Linked DNA regions of Homo sapiens: all the other regions are linked to region 4. A link is a contact called in ENCODE Hi-C or POLR2A ChIA-PET data. All regions are on one chromosome and are shown on one strand. Each heading gives the region's core, a stretch centred on a gene start or an enhancer-like site at or near the end of the contact. The rest is flanking DNA. Distances are from core to core; before and after follow the strand shown.

What was found. A loop is a pair of places that touch in the nucleus more often than their neighbours do. ChIA-PET counts read pairs that join two places held with the same protein, here RNA polymerase II (POLR2A). Pooled maps may share reads with other maps.
Region 1: a loop to region 4 is called in a map with no recorded cell type, with 8 times the contacts of the local background. The contact joins the promoter of C19orf84 here to the promoter of MYADM in region 4. A Hi-C loop is called at or near these places in 2 of 37 single-sample maps with no recorded cell type and 7 of 50 pooled maps. POLR2A ChIA-PET finds 5 or more read pairs at or near these places in 1 of 52 experiments (activated CD8-positive, alpha-beta memory T cell).
Region 2: a map of naive thymus-derived CD4-positive, alpha-beta T cell shows a loop between it and region 4 (7-fold over the local background). The contact joins the promoter of ZNF444 here to the promoter of MYADM in region 4. A Hi-C loop is called at or near these places in 1 of 168 maps with a recorded cell type or tissue (naive thymus-derived CD4-positive, alpha-beta T cell), 1 of 37 single-sample maps with no recorded cell type and 13 of 50 pooled maps. POLR2A ChIA-PET finds 5 or more read pairs at or near these places in 2 of 52 experiments (B cell and PC-9).
Region 3: a loop to region 4 is called in a map of CD4-positive, alpha-beta memory T cell, with 7 times the contacts of the local background. The contact joins the promoter of SPACA6 here to the promoter of MYADM in region 4. A Hi-C loop is called at or near these places in 7 of 168 maps with a recorded cell type or tissue (CD4-positive, alpha-beta T cell, CD4-positive, alpha-beta memory T cell, aorta and 4 more) and 19 of 50 pooled maps. POLR2A ChIA-PET finds 5 or more read pairs at or near these places in 3 of 52 experiments (CD4-positive, alpha-beta memory T cell, HepG2 and endothelial cell of umbilical vein).

The regions. Positions count from the first base shown.
Region 1 is chr19:51,389,274-51,391,973 of GRCh38, reverse strand. C19orf84 (chromosome 19 open reading frame 84) reads left to right here and starts at 1,383. Exons shown (of 2, transcript NM_001193623.2): 1 at 1,383-1,496; 2 at 2,465-2,700. The coding sequence starts at 1,462.
Region 2 is chr19:56,139,994-56,142,693 of GRCh38, reverse strand. ZNF444 (zinc finger protein 444) reads right to left here and starts at 1,407. Exons shown (of 5, transcript NM_018337.4): 1 at 1,337-1,407. RefSeq lists enhancers at 1,445-1,584, 1,615-1,944.
Region 3 is chr19:51,692,079-51,694,795 of GRCh38, reverse strand. SPACA6 (sperm acrosome associated 6) reads right to left here and starts at 1,466. Exons shown (of 9, transcript NM_001316972.2): 1 at 1,056-1,466; 2 at 241-318. The coding sequence starts at 1,269. It overlaps SPACA6-AS1 (SPACA6 antisense RNA 1), which reads left to right and starts at 1,340. Exons shown (of 2, transcript NR_108100.1): 1 at 1,340-2,162. It overlaps MIR99B (microRNA 99b), which reads right to left and starts at 2,184; the gene lies at 2,115-2,184. MIRLET7E (microRNA let-7e) reads right to left here and starts at 2,010; the gene lies at 1,932-2,010. It also overlaps MIR125A.
Region 4 is chr19:53,866,633-53,869,346 of GRCh38, reverse strand. It overlaps MYADM (myeloid associated differentiation marker), which reads right to left and starts at 1,464. Exons shown (of 3, transcript NM_138373.5): 1 at 1,404-1,464. MYADM-AS1 (MYADM antisense RNA 1) reads left to right here and starts at 240. Exons shown (of 3, transcript NR_184033.1): 1 at 240-438. RefSeq lists enhancers at 1-574, 1,684-2,659.

The DNA.
Region 1 (2,700 bases), core at 134-2,633, 2.5 Mb after region 4:
TGCCTGCCACCACGCCCAGCTAATTTTTGTATTTTTAGTACAGATGGGGTTTCACCATCTTGGCCAGGCTGGTCTCAAACTCTTGACCTCAAGTGATCCGTCCACCTCGGCCTCCCAAAATGCTGGGATTACAGGCGTGAGCCACCGGGCCAGGCCCCTAACCACGTTATCTGCTCTATCTCCCTACCTCGGTGACTCTATATCCTCTTGCCCTGATTTGACATCTTCAGGTACATATTCTTACAGAATATATGCTATGTATGTCTCGTCTGTCTCCCTTACAAGCATGCAAGTTTCCTGAGAGTAGGGGCCATGTCTATTCTGTCCCGTGTGCAGCCTGGAGCCCAAATCATAGCAGGCATTGAATATTTCTTAAATGAATGCATGTAATAATGACGATTGCTTCTCAGCAAAACACTGTCACAACCACCAGCAATAACAATAAGTAAATCTCATGTGTTCAGCCTAATTGTGGTCCAGATTCTGTGTCTACTAATACACAAGTAATATCACAAGAACCTGGACAGTAATATTAGCCCCATTTCTCAGATGGAGAAACTAGGGCATAGAGAGTAGAAGCACCTAAAGTAACAAAGCAAGTTAGAGACACGGCACCTAGTAGAACCCAGCGCCTAGAATGGCTAAGACCTCCAGACCATCTACCACGCCCTCTGCCCTAGGGAGTGTCCACATTTCCCTACCTAAAACGTCCCTTGAGTCCTAAAGAATCTGTCTTGAGGATATGGCAGGAATAAAGAGAGAGAAAGACAGAGAGAGAGAGAGAAGGGGGCAGGGGTCCCGGGACTACTGAATCTGAGAGAGGAAGGGGGCTGGGGAACCAGAGTACGGGGTCTGAAGAAGGAGGGGCTGGAGCCTGGACTCCCGGGTCTGAAGGAGGAGTGGCTAGGACCCTAGACTTCCGGGTCTGAGGGAGGAGGGGGCTGGGGATCTGGACTCCTAGGTCTTAGGGAGGAGGAACTGGGGATCTGAACTCCCGGGTCTGAGGGAGGAAGAGCTGGGGATCTGGACTCCCGGGTCTGAGGGAGGAGGGGCTGGGGCCCTAGACTTCCGGGTCTGAGGGAGGAGGGGGCTGGGGATCTAGACTCTTGGGTCTTAGGGAGGAGCTGGGGATCTGGACTCCTGGGTCTGAGGGAGGAAGAGCTGGGGATCTGGACTCCTGGGTCTGAGCGAGGAGGAGCTGGGGATCTGGACTCCTGGGTCTGAGGGAGGAGGGGCTACAGGGTGCTGGAGGCCTTAAGTAAGTGATCTTGGGGAACTAGATCCAGGTCCCCGCCTGAGCTCTTTCTTTTGGGATCCCGGATAACTCCGCGAGCCACGCCCCATTTCTGACCCGGCCAAGCCCCGCCTCTCTCGGCCTCGGCCCCTCCCCAACCTTCCCGGGCCCCCGAAGGATCTCGGAGGCGAAGTTGCTAGAAGATACGTAAGAGGGCCCCAGTGGAGATGGAACAACCAAAGGACGGGGCTGGGCCTGAAGGGTGAGACAAACAAAGACCTCCTGAGAGGGGGACAGAGACCCAGAGAGAGGAGGGGACAGAGAAAACGAGAGAGAAAGGGCGCGCTGAACAGACCTGCATAGAGAATCAGGAAAAACAAAAAAGGCTCAGGTATCATCACATAGGTACAGAATCTTAGAAGATCTTGGTGAGAGTTGAGCGAGATACTTAGAAACAGGCGGAGGCCGGGTGCAGTGGCTTATGCCTGTAATCCCAGCACTTTGGGAGGCCGAGGCGGGTGGATCACATGAGGTCGGGAGTTCGAGACCAGCCTGACCAACATGGAGAAATCTGTCTCTCCTAAAAATACAAAATTAGACGGGCGTGGTGGTGCGTGCCTGTAATCCCAGGTACTCGACAGGCTGAGGCAGGAGAATCGCTTGAACCCGAGAGGCAGAGGTTGCGTTGAGCCAAGTTAGCGCCATTGCACTCCAGTCTGGGCAACAAGAGTGAAACCCCATCTCAAAAAAAAAAAAGAGCTAGAAACAGATACTCATCGAACAGAAATTTCCAAGAATAAACCAAGAAATGTGAAGACTCCAGGGATCCCCAGAAGGCTGGAGAAATCGTAGCTGTCCACTGTTTTAGCACTTACCAGACCCAGCGCTGTCATACGCACCTTTGATACCATCCAAAGCCATCTGTGACTATAAACAAATTAAGGTTCGGAATAGGAAAATGATTTGTCCAAAGATACACCACCAAAAGCGAGGCCACCAGGAATTGGAACTGAGTTCTGTCTGGTGCCGAAGTTCATGGCAGAGCTGTCTGTTTCTTTAGAGAGACCCGGGTTAGAAACAAAAAGAGAGAAGCGGGGGAGGAAGTCACAGGTGGGCACTGAGGATGGAGAGATGGCTGCCTTCTGCAGAGGTGCAGAGACAGCCTGGCAGCGAGAAACAAGAAAGTACGGAGACGCTGAGCCCCACTGACCTGTCTTTTTGTTGTTCTAGGAACAACCTGTCCCTGCCGTCATCTGGGACCGAGCCATGGCCCCCTGCGCCTCTCCCAGCCCCTCCACCCTTGCTCCTGAACTCCACAGACCCCACCCACCTGGGGCTCCCGGAGAGCGTGGCCTCTGTCACCGTGCCCATACGCCTGGACACCCTCTCCTGCCTCCTGCACAGCGCCCTGCTGGGGGCCTACACCTTCCAACAGGCCTTGCCCTCTTGCCCCTGCTGCTCCCAGG
Region 2 (2,700 bases), core at 158-2,657, 2.3 Mb before region 4:
GCTCCTTCCTCTCAAGAGGCTGCTGGGAGCAGGAGTTAGAAGCAGCCTCCAAAGGCTAAGTGCTCGACAAAGACCGGTTTGTCTACTCTAGGTTCCCAACCTCGACATTAATGGCACTTGTGTCGTGGCGGGCTATCCTGTGCAACATACGATGTCTACCAGCATCTCTGCCTCTTTTCATGAGATGCCAGTAGCACTTCCCAAGTTGGAAAAACCAAAAAAAAAGTCTCCAGACATTGCCACATGTCCCCTGGGGGACAAAACCACTCCTGGTTGAGAGCCGCTGGCCCACTGGACAAATATTTACCTACGGCACAAAGGCTCTGGGGCAAATTCCAGCTCTGCCTCCTACCAGCTCTGTGTCCTTGGACGAGGTACAAGGCACCTTTTGTAATACCCTGTATCTCCATTTCGTTGACTGTAAAGTGATAGAAGGAGAACAAAAATGCTGAGAACCACACCTGGCTAGTAAGTGTCCAGTCAGACTTAGGGTTACTTTGTCGAAGTTTCCCTGCGAGGTGCCCAGGGGACACTGCTATGAACACGCACGCAGATTAAAATACTAAGTATACATTGGAATAGGCGTTAAAATCGGATATAGAGGAGGGTGACTCCATCCTGACTGGGGTAGAGGTGGCGGGGGTCAACTTCATTTGACAATAAACAGAGTTTCTAAGCACTTTACACATATTACCGAAGGTAATAATGCCTTGCAACAAGCTAAAAAGGCAGATGCTCCGCACTGAGAAAGCAGCAAAACAGAGCAACGATTCTTATCTTCAGGAATCTCACAACTCTGTAAAAGTTGCACTTGTAGAAGCAGCGCGCAAAACGAGCCACCTGCGCCGTATCTACGTTACAACAATAACCATCGTCCCCGGAAGCCCCTTCCCGCAAACCTTTCCGAAGGGGTCCGGTCCCGGCGCCCCCAGACTCCTTTGTAGGGTCCAGCTTCCCACTCAGCTTTCATCTCACAGCCCACCCTCTGCTAGGGTCCCCTTCCCCTCCCCCACCTGTCCCTCCCCCGTCCCGCCCCTCCCCCTCCCCCAGGCGCCCCTCCCCCGTCCTCTCCCTCAGCATTTCTCTCCCGCGTTCAGGACCTCGAGGATCCACGACCCCCTCCCACTATCCACCCCTCCCCCTCTCCAAGTCCCTCCCCCTCTAGTTCCCTCTCCCAGCCCCTTCCCCATCACTCAGCCCCCTTCTCCTCCCCTCCCCGCAAGTCTCCCATCTTTCCCTCCTGAGGCCCCCGGCGCCCCTCTTCCCATCCAACCTCTGGTCCCTCCCTCGTCCAACCGCCCCCACCCAATCCCTCCCTCCTTCCCCCCTCGCTCACCTCACTCTCTCAGGCGAGGCCCCCCAAGCCCCCTCACCTCCCCGCACATGCGCACAAAGCTCGCCGGGACTCCATGCCCCAGCAGGCTTTGCGCCAAACTCCCCCGTCCCCCTCCCCCAATCCCATACTCCGAGCCGCTCGTTCAGCCCAACAACTCCCCATGAAGCCCCGGCCTCACCCCGAACTACAACTCCCAGGAAGCATCGCGGCAAAGGCGGCTGCCAATTGGCCCTCGCCTGGGGACCGCCTTACTCCTGTTTGTCACCGCGTGGCGTCTTCGCCAACACTGGAACTACATTTCCCAAGATACGCGAAAGCGTCGTCTGCAGCCTATTTGGCCTTGACGGCGCAAATGTCGCGGGCTGTCTGAGCGCGACAGGCTTTGGACTACATTTCCCAGAATGCACGAGGAGGCTTCCCAGTGGTCTGCGCGCGGGCCCTGGACATGCGCAGAAGTGCCGGGAAAAAAAGAGGGAGGAGGAGGAGGAGCCATGGCGGCGTTGTTGTGGAGATCAGGGGAGGCCGGGCACCGCCGGGCATTTGGGAGGTGGGGCCTCCGGAGCTCTAGAAGCTGGCAAGCGAAGAGGAGGAGGAGGAGGAGACCAGGCTAGAGTTCTGCGCCAATCAGGAGTGCAGGCTACGTCTCCTTGACTACGGATCGCATTTTTTTTTGTCCTCCCTCTCCACCCGGGCAGAACTTAAGGGCCGATGTCGGTGCCAGGAATCAGGACGTGAGCAGGCTGCCCTCCTGTTCCGGGGTGGGCAGTGGCTCAGGAGGGGGCCAGCGCGGGGGCCTCGGTTTGGCTCTTCCTGTGTGTGAACCTGGACAGGACACCGCCCTCTCTTTAGCCTCAGTTTCCCCTGGGGTGAATTGGGGGACAGCGCTACCTGCCACGCGTCCTCGCTGTGCCCCTATTGGACAGACTACTGCCCCGTCCTGAGGCCTCAGTTTCTGCATCTCAGAACTGTGAAGAAGCATATTTGGATTTTAGAGCAGACAGACATCCTAAGAGATCAGCTGAAGTTTTTATCTAGACAGTTCCAGACCTGATTATGGCTCATACAAGCCCTACCCCAGCCCGCAGCGTATTTCCTCCTCCGTACAACAAGGATAAGAGAATCCCCCTCCCATCCTCCACCTCCCCGGCTGATCTGAAGACTCCGCGCCATAAAAACGAAGACAGTGGCTTACCCATAACAAGCATTCATTACATGGAAGTTGTTCGTCTTATATTCATAAATGAACAACTTTCCCCAGGTTTCACAAGCGATGAGTGGCTGACTCAGAACTTTGTGACCAGTTTGCCCACGGTGGCCTAATCTGCCCTGGCCCACCTGTCTACCACTGTCTTCTCCTCGTGTTT
Region 3 (2,717 bases), core at 217-2,716, 2.2 Mb after region 4:
CCAGCTCTAGGCAATTTCTGCAGCGTCCCTTCCCCCTCACCACCTTCAGCCCCTGGCTCTTAGAGCTGCCTTCAGCCTTCGTTTGGACAAGTAGCTGAGCTCAATGTCTTCCCAGCTTTCCCCTCCCGGATCACTGCCCAACTCTGGGGGCCTCCTTCCTCTGCCCTGGGCCCTCCCACATACCCATTTCTTAGGGGCTCCAAGTCCACATCTCCCATCTCCCCATCCCCACACACTCACCCTGGGCAGCAGCCAGCTCCTGCAGGGCATGGGTCATCTGGGTGAAGGTGTCATGCAGGTGGCTTCTCTCATCATAGTCTGGCGGTGAGGGAGGGAGCAGGGGCTGGGGGAGGCAGCTCCCCGCAACACCATGTCCCTAATGCGAACATTCTGTTTCTGAGTCTCTGCCCTCCCAAGTCTGTATCCTCCCCTCTCTGACTCTTTGCCCCACAGTCGCTATGCTTCCTGAGTCCCTCCCAAGTCTCTATCCTCCCTGAGTCTCTGCCCCCGACCAGTCGCTATCCTGCTTCCCCTAGTCTCTGCCTCATCTCTGTCCTCCTCTCTCTGGGTTTCCATCCTCTTTGAGTCTCCATCTTCCACCCTCTGAGTCTCCATCCTCCCCTCTCTGGGTCTCTATTCCCTCTCCAGTCTCCAACCTCTCCTGACTCTCCATCCTCCCCTTTCTATGAGTCTCCATCCTCCTGACTCTCCATCCTCCCGAGTGTCCATCCTCCCCTCTCTGACTCTCCATACTCCTGAGTCTCCATCTTTCCGAGTCTCCATCTTCCTCTCTCTCTGAGTCTCCATCCTCCCCCTCTCTGAGTCTCCATCTTCCCCTCTCTGACTCTCCATCCTCCCCTCTCTGAGTCTTTGCCCTGCTGTCTTCCCCTGTCTGTGTCTCTCTGTCCCTAAGTCTCTGTTGTTCTCATGGTCTTTGAGCCTTTCTCCTCTGACTGTTTCTCTCTGTCTGTCCCTCAGCCTGACCCTCTGGGCCTCTCCTGCCCTCCCTCTGCACCTTCCCCAGGACACTGATGAAGTGTGGATGGTCTCCTCACTGATTTCGGTGTCAGAGAGGCCCTGGAAGGCGGCCGTGAAGGCCTCCTCACACTCTTCAAGCTTGGGGCTCCGCATCCCAACAAACATCTGGCAGATGCGGAGGCGCTCAGAGTAGGTTGTGAAGCAGAGGAGACAGGCCCAGGCGGGCACCCTGAAGACAGCCAGGGCCAGCAGGGCAGACGGGACGGCACTGGCCAGAGCCAGCAGGGCCATCGTGTGGGTCTCAAGGCCAGGGGAGAAGCTAGTAACCTTTATGAAGTCACCACAGGGCGGGGGAAGGGCCAGTGGTCTGGGGTCAGAGGTCAGGTTTCAGTTGGTGGTCAAATGTCATGCTCTGGAGGAAGGGTATGAGGAGTCAGGGGTCAGAAGTCAGGCCAGCAATTCCCCAGGTGTGTGGTTGGGCCAGACGCCAGGCTCCCAAGAACCTCACCTGTGACCCTGGATGTCCTCACAGGTTAAAGGGTCTCAGGGACCTAGAGACTGGCAACATGGTGTGCGGTGGCCCGGTAGACCCTGGGGTGGGGGTCAGAGATGGAGATAGGCACAGAGACATTCTGAGAGCCAGAGACAGAAAGACCAAAAACGACAGAAATAGAGACACAGAGAGATATCGGGAGGGGCAGAGACCTAGAAAGCCAGAATAAGAGGGAGTCAGAGGATCCACTGTGAAAGAGACACAGAAGCCACAGAGACACAGCAGAGATGGAGACAGACAGGGAAGGAAAACAGATTTCAGGGGAAGGAGGGGATGCAGGGACAAGGACAGAAAAGAGCCCGGCTCTTCCTCCCAGGGTCCCTGGGGCAGCCCAGTGGGGCTAAGGGTCCCTGAGTGGGGCTGGGGGTCCCCGCCGGGCCCCGTCCCGTGCAGGGCGCAGCCTGGGGAAAGCTAGGAGGCCGTATAGTGATCTCCTTGGGTGTCCTCCTCAACTATACAACCTCCTACCTCAGCCCGGGGGGCGCGGCAGGTGGACAGACCCGACAGACAGACAGACAGGGACCAGGAGGACCAGGGATGAGGGGGAGGGCCGGGGAGGCCCCAGCCGCGATGGTGAGCCCCCGACACGGACCCACAGACACGAGCTTGTGTGCGGCGAAGGCCCCGCAAGGTCGGTTCTACGGGTGGGTGCCAGGACCCAGGAGTCCGGGCCCCCGGCCCCTCCTCCCCAAGGAACCCAGGAGTCCAGGCCCTCAGCCCCTTCCTCATCAGGGACCCTGGAGTCAAGGCTCTCATCCCCCTCCTCCCTAAAGAACCCAGAAGTCTAGGCCCTTCCTCACCACAGACCCAGGAATCCAGGCCTCTGGCCCTTTTCTCCCCAAATGTTCCTGGAATCCAAGGACTCAGCCCCTTCCTCCCTCAGACTCATGAGTCCAGATCCAAAGCCTCCTTCTCCCCAGAGACCCAGGAGTCCCTGCCCCCAGCCCCTCCTCCCTCCGGCCAGGCAGGCCTCCTGGGGAAGGCATGGCCTGATAGAAAACCTGGCTTCCTGGGTGCCGGCTGGGAGGGAACCTCATTTGTCTCGTAATTTGGCCCTTTGGGCACACCTGCTTCCTACCTACCCTCCTGTCAGTCTGCAGAGACTCCAGGCCCAGGGCTAAGGAGGCCAGGGGCTAGCCAACCATCAGAGCCTCCCTAGGTGCTTTCTTTCCTCTCTCCTCCCTTC
Region 4 (2,714 bases), core at 215-2,714:
GGGGCTGCCCGCCCTCTCCCGGATTTCCGGGGGGTGGGGACCCCGACTCTCAGGGTTGGAGGCCTGCATTTCTGGATCCCTATAAACATGGGCTGAGAGCCCCCCCAAGAGCATCTCTAAGACCGGAGTGGGCAGGGACCCGGGCCTCTGAGGGGCTCAGGCTCCAGGCCGGAAACTGCACGCGGTGCTGGCGTCAGGCCCGAGGCCCAGCTACGCCTCCCACGGCCTCCCTAATCGCCATTCGGGGCTTGCGGGAGCACCTGGGAGGCTCCACCCGGAGCCAGACACTGCCTGCCCCCACGCCCCTCCAGGACCCTCGAAGGAGAAGGAAATCGGGACTGGCCCAGCGTCCCGTGCTCTAGAAGGCGGGCTACTGCCCCGTCCCAAGCAGGGGAGGAGGACGAGCGAGGGCGTCACTCATTCTGTCCCCCGCGGAAGGTGGGCTAGCCGCGGAGGGGGGCGCGCAGGGGAGGGGGGCGCGCCGAGGGGAGGGGAGGGGAGGGGTCCACCCCGCCCTTAGGGCCTCCAGCCATCGCCCGAGATCAGAGCTCAGGAATGCGCAGCCAGACCCTGGAGGGTGAGGAAACACCCCTCCGGGATTCCTCGCAGCGCACCCGACTCTCCGGGCCACACCCAGCCCCTCAGTGTCCTCCCTCGTCCACTCCAGACGCCACACCCATCGCTCACGCTGAGAATCGGGCCCCGGAACCCCAGCTTCGGCTCTCGGCACCCAGAGGTGCGGGACGCAGCCCTGTCTTCTCCTCCTTTCCCAGCTCCTTCTGCACTTCGGAAGCACGGGGCTGGATCTTAACACCCCCCTCCCTCGGCCTTTCAGGAGCCCAAAGTTCCGATTCTGTCTGTCCCCTGGATGGGGAGGGGTCAGTAATTCTGAATTCCTTCCATTCTCATTCCCAAACCCAGGACACCTAACCCTAAGCGCTTCCCCTCCTAAAGGACCTCCACGTACCAGATTCCAGCCTCCAACTAGGGCACCTACGAGTCCCCATCTCTCTACTCCCGCAGACCCAGCCCCTCCTCCCTCAGACTCAGGAGTCCAGGCCCAGCTCCTCCTCCCTCAGACCCAGGAGTCCAGGCCCTCAGCCCCTCCTCCCTCGGACCCAGGAGTCCAGACCCCCCAGCCCCTCCTGCCTCGGACCCGGGAGTCCAGACCCCCAGCCCCTCCTCCCTCAGACCCCGGAGTCCAGGTCCCCTTCCCCACTCTTCCAGACGTATGACCTCCACAGTCCAGGTCCTCAGCCCTCTCCTCTGCAGAACCCCAAGAATCCTGGCCCAGCCCCAGTCTTTCTAGGGACCCAGACATTCTGAGACCCAGCCCATTCCTCTCTCTGGCCATAAAGACCCTAGACTGTTGCTTATGCCCTCTGGGGTCCCCACAACCTCACCTCAGGCAGCCAGTGGCGACTGCGGCTGAAGCAAAGACGACAGCGGCAGCTGGAAGGGTCTGAGGGCTGGGTGGGGTTGGAGGGCTGGGGAGCCAGCGCGGGCGGGACGGGGGCGGGGCCGGGGCGGGGCGCAGCTCCGGCTAGGGCGGTGGACAGGGACTTCCCCGAGTCTGGGCTATCCCAGCCCCGCCCCGAGGCGGGGCCAAGAGCAGACCACGCCCCCCAGAGTAAAAGTAGCGTGGAGCTCCCGCCCCACCCCAGTGAGCAGGGTGGAGGGCTGAGGTCACGGTTGCCGTGGTGACAAAACAGGAAGACACAACAGCTGGCGGCGTGGAGACTCCTGGGGGCTGCCCTCCTCGACACAGCCCTAGAGGAGTCTCCCGGGTAGGCCAGGGAAGACCGTTACCATAGAAACCCCGCATGTTTAGGGTTTGTTTAGTGCAGAGCCCCCCAGCTCAGGTCCCCGCCCCCGTCTCACCTCACTCCTTTCTTCCGCTCCCTTCCTACCCCCTCCTTCCTGGTCTGTTCCGCCCCCACCCCTTCCTTGCCGGATGAAACCTTAGACACCTGGGTCGCAGCGGATTGGGGGACCAGGCCCCTCAGTTCAATGGGGGGGCTAGGATCTCTGTCTCTTGGAGCCCTGAGGGAGAGCAGAATTGAGAGCAGTATTCCTGGGCTTTAGGTGGTTCTGGGCTACGATCCCTGACTGATGGGTCTCCCCAAGAAACAGAGGCTAGATTCCTGTATTTAAGGACTTGAAGGGGCGGCAAAATGCTCCCCTAGTACCCACTGGCACCGGGCGCCGCAGGGTAAGGGACTCGGGCTGGACGCAGGTCTCAGATATCACAGTGGATAGGGGTGGGGTGTGTTGGGGGCAAAATTCCTGGGAGCTAGCGCGGTAGCAGTTGGGGGCCCGGATTCCTGGGCTCCACAGGATGCCTAGGCTGAGGCCCAGATTCTTGGCTCAAAAGAACAATCAGGCCTGGGCGCGGTGGCTCACGCCTGTAATCCCAGCATTTCGGGAGGCTGAGGAGGGAGGATCCCTTGAGCCCAGGAGTTCGAGACCAGCCTGGGCAACATAAGGAGACTCTGCTCTATTAAAAATAAATCATCATGATCATCATAATAGAACCATTAAAGCTCAGACTCGGGTTTTCCGAGCAGGTGTTGCAAGCCTAGCCGCCTGGGTCTGGAAGGCAGCGATATTTTTGGCCTACATTCCTGACTCCTGGATGGAGGGAGGGACTCAGAATTTTAATGAGGATGGGGCTGGGGCTGGGGCTTGGGGCTCTGGATTCACGGATCCTGCAA